Linked DNA regions of Homo sapiens: region 2 is linked to region 1. A link is an interaction called in ENCODE POLR2A ChIA-PET data of the cell type or tissue named here. Cell type or tissue: A673. All regions are shown on one strand. Links, peaks and the distances in the headings refer to the core of each region. The heading gives the core; the rest is flanking DNA.

Region 1 (2,929 bases), core at 340-2,839:
CATCGGCTGCCATTTAATCATACAAAATTTTACTTATAAATACATTGGGAAATAAGTTTTCCATTAAATCAACACAGATCTTTATCAAGACATGTACCATGTTGAAACAGTTTTCCCCAGGAAAACTTTTTTCTCGTACAGGCTTCCACAAAATCTCTACAATTATCTCCACCATATATTTAATAAATCAAGTTTAAAAGTTATCGCAATTTAAATAACTGGACAGACATCATATGTCTTTGGGGAAGAAACAGATGCATAAAATAAATCAGAAAAATCATAAAAATAATTATAGAAGTAAATCATAAAAGAAATATAGAAAACCAAATTAGAAAGAAAAAGCAACTTTTTAGGGGAATATGGGTCAGACAGATTAATAGCTTTATCTTTGCTATTTTTTCCCATTTATAGTTGAAGAGACTATGGACATAAAACTTGGAACTTGGAGAAAGCTGTTTTTTTGCCTCTATAGTATTAAAATTGAAGTGAAACACACCCTATGTGTGAAGATTGTACATTCGTTTTCTTGCCAAGGCACAATTTCGGAGACAAATCTTTGAATTTGGAAGGCAATCTCCATAGAATCTGCCAGATATCAAAAAGCACATCATTTTCTTTACAAAGTTTCAAGTTAATCTGTTGGTGCCAGTTGGACGATGTGATTCGCTCAAAACAAGGACTAAGGAATCTAGTAGGAATTCTGAGAAAAGAGGATTTCCTGTCTTTCTATAGAAAGGGCTGTGTACACAGGTCCTGAGCTAGCTGGAATGGAAGCCAAACAAGTGTATCTCCAGCTATTATTGGGAATAGTAGAACAGAACGTTGACTGGGAACAGCCAGAGGGTTCAATTACCTATCATTCACTCTCATACTAATCAATTGGTGTTGTTCGGTTTGGTCTCAAGAAAAAGAAATTGTAAACTCCTAGAAGAATTTTAATTTATGCTCATTTTATTTTTTTAAATTGAATACTCTGCTTAGCATGGTACTGTTTATAGAATTCTCCCTGTTGAACTGTAGTTAAACTGAATTGTACACATGCTAATCCCTGAGAGAAAGATGAGGTATTTTTAATTAAAAACATCAATCATGTTAAAGACTATTAAATCTAGTAGATCACTTTACCTAATAGGCGTTTTAAATCAAACTTCTATTTTTGGAACTTTAAAAAATATTTTTCTACAGTCCCACTTCTACAAAGACATTCTTCAGTTTACACTGGAGACCAGTTTATGCAGTTTGTATTGGAGCCTAGTCAAATTCTTCCACACTCTTCCTACATTTCTTTGTATAATGACCCCCCTTTCCCCAAACTCTATTTCTGTTGTTAATTTCCTGAGGATTGTATAGAACGCTGCTTAAATGAGAAACATCAGTACTGAGGATGTAGGCAATGCCTTAATTGATCAGATAAACATGGTCCATTTAGTTTTGCTTTAACTCAAACTTCAAAGTACCAAGCTGTAGGTTTGCTACATTTTGGCAGAAGCAAAAAGCCTGAAACTCTTCAGGAGGTAAGGAAGCTATGGAAATTAGGCATCTGCCCAAAATCTAGGATAAAGAATAAACACTTAAAACTCATTTTAACATCTACTTTGAACTGAAAAGAAAAGGGCTCATGAGAACATTTGAATATAGGAAAAGGACAATTTTCAAGACTGTGAACTTGAACCCATTTGACAGCAGAGAATGTGATCTCAGGGCCATGTGATACTGGTCTGTCTTCATTAAAGTCCCATCAGCCCTACCAAGATGAAACAAACTTTCTAAATTTTCCTTTACTCTTCCAACTGCCATATGTGAGCTCTCGGTATGGACTTGCCTCGGGAGGATTTATATAGGCCTTTTGAACTTCTAACAGAGTCTCTCTTTTGAGTAACCATTTAAAAGATGATTAAATTTAATTAGACTGTATTTTTTCCTTTGACATGTGCCTTCAAAGTCCATTTTATTACATTCTTTTATCCTAGCAGCACACTAATGCTCTCGGGTGTAGGGCACCTTCAGATGCAGGAACACAGGAGGGAGATATTTATATACTCACTTAATCCCCTGGGAGTATTTTAGGAATGGCCGACATCTGACATCCATGCCTGCCCAGCAACACTGCCTGAGCTAATGTTGCTCAGGAATCAACTCAGACACATGACAATTTGGATGAGTAATCTGAGCCCTCCATACACCTGTCCTAGATAGGGGTTCAAGGTGCCCTTGGGTTGTATCATCTATTTATACCCTAATTATTTCTCTTTTGATGTTTTTCTTATTCTCTGAATTTATTGATAATAACTACACTTCGATAGTGTGTCCGGAACTGGTGGGTTCTTGGTCTCACCGGCTTCAAGAATGAAGCTGCGGACCCTCACAGTGAGTGTTAAAAGTTCCTAAGGGCGGTGTGTCCTGAGTTTGTTCCTTCTGATGTTCGGATGTGTTCGGAGTTTCTTCCTTCTGGTGGGTTCATGGGCTCGCTGGCTCAGGAGTGAAGCTGCAGACCTTTGCGGTGAGTGTCACAGCTCTTAAGGCACACTCTCGACTTGTTCGTTACTCCCCGGTGGGTTCGTGGTCTGGCTGGCTTCAGGAGTGAAGCTGCAGACCTTCACGGTGAGTATTACAGCTCATAAAGGCAGTGTAGACCCAAAGAGTGAGCAGTAGCAAGATTTATTGCAAAGAGCGAAAGAACAAAGTTTCCACAGTGTGGAAGGGGACCCTGTACAGTTGCCATTGCTGGCTGGGGCAGCCTGCTTTTATTCATCCTGCTGATTGGTCCATTTTGCAGAGAGCCAATTGGTCTGTTTTACAGAGAGCTGATTGGTCCGTTTTGACAGGGTGCTGATTGGTGCATTTATAATCCCTGAGCTAGACACAAAGGTTATCCACGTCCCCACTAGATTAGCTAGATACAGAGTGTCCACTGGTGTATTTACAAACC
Region 2 (2,929 bases), core at 155-2,654, 150 kb after region 1:
AGTGTTTAGAACAGTGTCTATCATATAGTGGAAACCCAATATATATTGAATATATAGTGCACACGCAAATTCGGTTTAATGACCCCTGCTGTGTACAGATAGATAATATTTCTGTCCTTGAAATCTGTGTTTTACAGATTATTTCTGGCAATACTAACTTAATCTAAAGGTATAATTTTAATGGGAAGTACTTAGGAACTATGGGTATTAGTAAAAGAAGAGAAATATTTACATACTTAGATATTTTGTCCCTCCTCATGTCATTTGTTATTCTGCCTATTTAAAAGGCCAACTCAGCAATATGAGTATGTTATGACAAAGAGATATATGAACATATTTTAAAAGCTTCTAGAATACAAAGGTACTTTCCTCTGTCAACAGACACACACACACAGAGAAAAGTAGTTTTTTTTTTTAAATTAAAGTAACATTTGATTATCCGCTACCTGGGAGCAGAAATTGTGGCTGATTTCATTTTAGATCTCTTTTTATTGCCATTTACCATTCAGTAGCAGTTTGTGGAATAAATAAATTAATATATGAATATTTTATCTGTGCTACTGTAAGATATAAGCTATATTTATATGGAATGATCATGTTCATCATAATGCTAAGCAATGAGCCAAAGTTACACAACTAATACATGGCTGAAGACGGAGTCAAGTCCAACTGTATTAAGCTCCAAAGCCCGCCAGCCTGACAGGCCAGCAGTCAATAAGTAGTACATGCATTTGAATGCTGAGTATGTTGTACACAATATATTGTAACTTTAAACTTTCAATTACTTATTCAAAAATAATTTAATATATGCCAAAAAAAGGGCACTGACCTAAGTAGTATATGGGTTACAAAAAGATCTTATCTTTGTATGCTTGAAATGTTGGCAGTTTTAAAAGGGAAACAAAATATAGACACCTAAAATATTAAGGAAGAATAGAAGGTATCATGCTCAATGCCAAATGTGAAGCAGAGATAGAATTTTCAGAAGAATTTAGAGATGAAAGAAATAACATAAATTAGAATAAACAGGAAATTAATTGTGGGAAAGAAAGGATTTAAGATGACCTTTGAAGAGCAGATAAGATTGAGATAACCAAAAGGAATAGAAGTGCATTCCTGATAGAGGAATTTCAGGAAAGGAAAAAAATACTTATTATTATTTCATTATAACAATTTTAAATAATGCAGAGTGTTTAAAATGAAAAAGCCTTCATGAAGCATATACTACTTTGAAGATCTTTTTTTGGTTAAAAAAAAAAAGACTTCTAACACTGTAAAACTCATGATTAGTGTTGTCAATACTTACTAGCACTGTATTTGGCACTTAGCCATAAAAGCTCACATGAACTCTCAATCACATATGTTTGATAAGTTTGATAAGAGCAAGTTTCCCTAGTAATATCCATTAAATTCTGTAATCAGACTGTGCACATCACATTTTATCAAAGTAGTTAGCCTTAAGGAACTGTGATACTCTGAAATGCTCATATGACATCATAAGCTTCCCACAAAGTCGAAGGAAATTTGCTATTCAGAGTGACTTAGCACTATTCAGTGTGATTTTAAACCAAGACAAGCAGGAATGTAAACACATTGTTACAACAATAAAATCAAAAAAGACTTTTGGAACTGTAGTTCCTAATCTGTTTAATATAAGGAAATGAGTCATTTGACTCTGTCATGCAAACTCTGTTTTTTATGAAGTATAAGACTTGGTGACCAACTAAGTTGTGAGGCACAGAAGTGTCTTGGTCACAATGACTAAGTAAAGTTAAATGCCTTAATGATATAATCTACAATAAGAGAAAACTTCAATATTTAATTTGGTCTAGTTGGTCAAAAGGTATCCAGGTGAATTTTCATGTTCATATTCTTTCAAGTAAGCATCTTTCTCCTGGAAGTGTCAAAGAGAATAGCTGAGGGTCAAAGAAAGGTAGATATTTCTAAAAGTTTGGCATTGCTGGTGAACTGCTTGTCAGTGATAAAATTGCATTAAAAATATCTTAATTCAGAAAGGTACTTTATCACAGGCTTTATATCCTGAGGTAGACATGTTTATCATGTAGTCACATGACATGCATGTGTCTAACCAGTTAAAAATAATCAAGGTGATTCATAAGAATGAATTGGTTTATTTTTTCTTAATTCTTTCTACTATGCTCTTACCGTATTATGAGGAGTTCCACCCAGACTCGTACAAAAGCTGGTAATGGACCAAAGACTTCCAAAATATATGTGTAATGACCTCCAGATTTCTTTATAGTTGTTCCCAATTCAGCATAAGACAAAGCTCCTGTGAAATATTTGTCACAAAATGGTACCAATTTAATACATTTTCAAGACACCCAGCATTAGAATAGATACAATAATGTTTATATGTTGCCTGAGATGTAACTGCCTCCTTTGGTCTGAATGGCATCCTTACTCAAGACAAATAACCATCATCTAATTGCTAAGACCCGCCAAGTTCCTTTTCTAACATCCTCACAGTTGAGATTTAGTGTATTCTATTTGAACACTATAATTTTACTTGAAATGACAAAGATACATGTCTGCAACAATATCATGTGTTCCAGAATTTTGAGCTGAAAACCTGGAAATAGGGGAAAAAGAGGAGAGAGATGTCAATAATATTGACCTATTTTTAGAAGAACACAACCTCACACCAAGACAAGGCATTAGTCCAAATGTTTGAGTTAGCTTTTAAGTTTTTTGAGTTATTTTTTGAGAACCCTTTTAATAAATTATGTTTCTGTGGAAAATCAAAATGAACAAGCTGTATCCACTCTTTAGAAAACCATGGACTCTCTGACTTGCAAGATTTCTTTTTTTTTTTTTTTTTTTTGAGACGGAGTCTCACTCTGTCGCCCAAGCTGGAGTGCAGTGGCGCGATCTCGGCTCACTGCAAGCTCTGCCTCCTGGGTTCACA

Evidence for each region. ChIA-PET counts read pairs that join two places held together with the same protein. Peaks named below come from ENCODE experiments on the same cell type or tissue, not always from the same donor. Only the 100,000 strongest peaks of a DNase experiment are listed, where the experiment ranks them.
Region 2: POLR2A ChIA-PET joins it to region 1 with 11 read pairs; 3 of 35 experiments call an interaction of 5 or more read pairs at or near these places.

The regions. Positions count from the first base shown.
Region 1 is chr4:138,085,458-138,088,386 of GRCh38, forward strand. All of the region lies in intron 7 of LINC00616 (long intergenic non-protein coding RNA 616), which reads right to left. Among named protein-coding and RNA genes, the nearest start is that of SLC7A11-AS1, 2.1 kb to the right of the region's middle. In A673, for the core only: no CTCF peak of the experiment used is centred there; no DNase peak of the experiment used is centred there.
Region 2 is chr4:138,234,159-138,237,087 of GRCh38, forward strand. SLC7A11 (solute carrier family 7 member 11) reads right to left here. Exons shown (of 12, transcript NM_014331.4): 2 at 2,167-2,293. Among named protein-coding and RNA genes, the nearest start is that of SLC7A11, 6.7 kb to the right of the region's middle. In A673, for the core only: no CTCF peak of the experiment used is centred there; a DNase peak (open chromatin) is centred at 1,643; H3K4me3 peaks cover 2,382 bases; H3K27ac peaks cover 2,500 bases.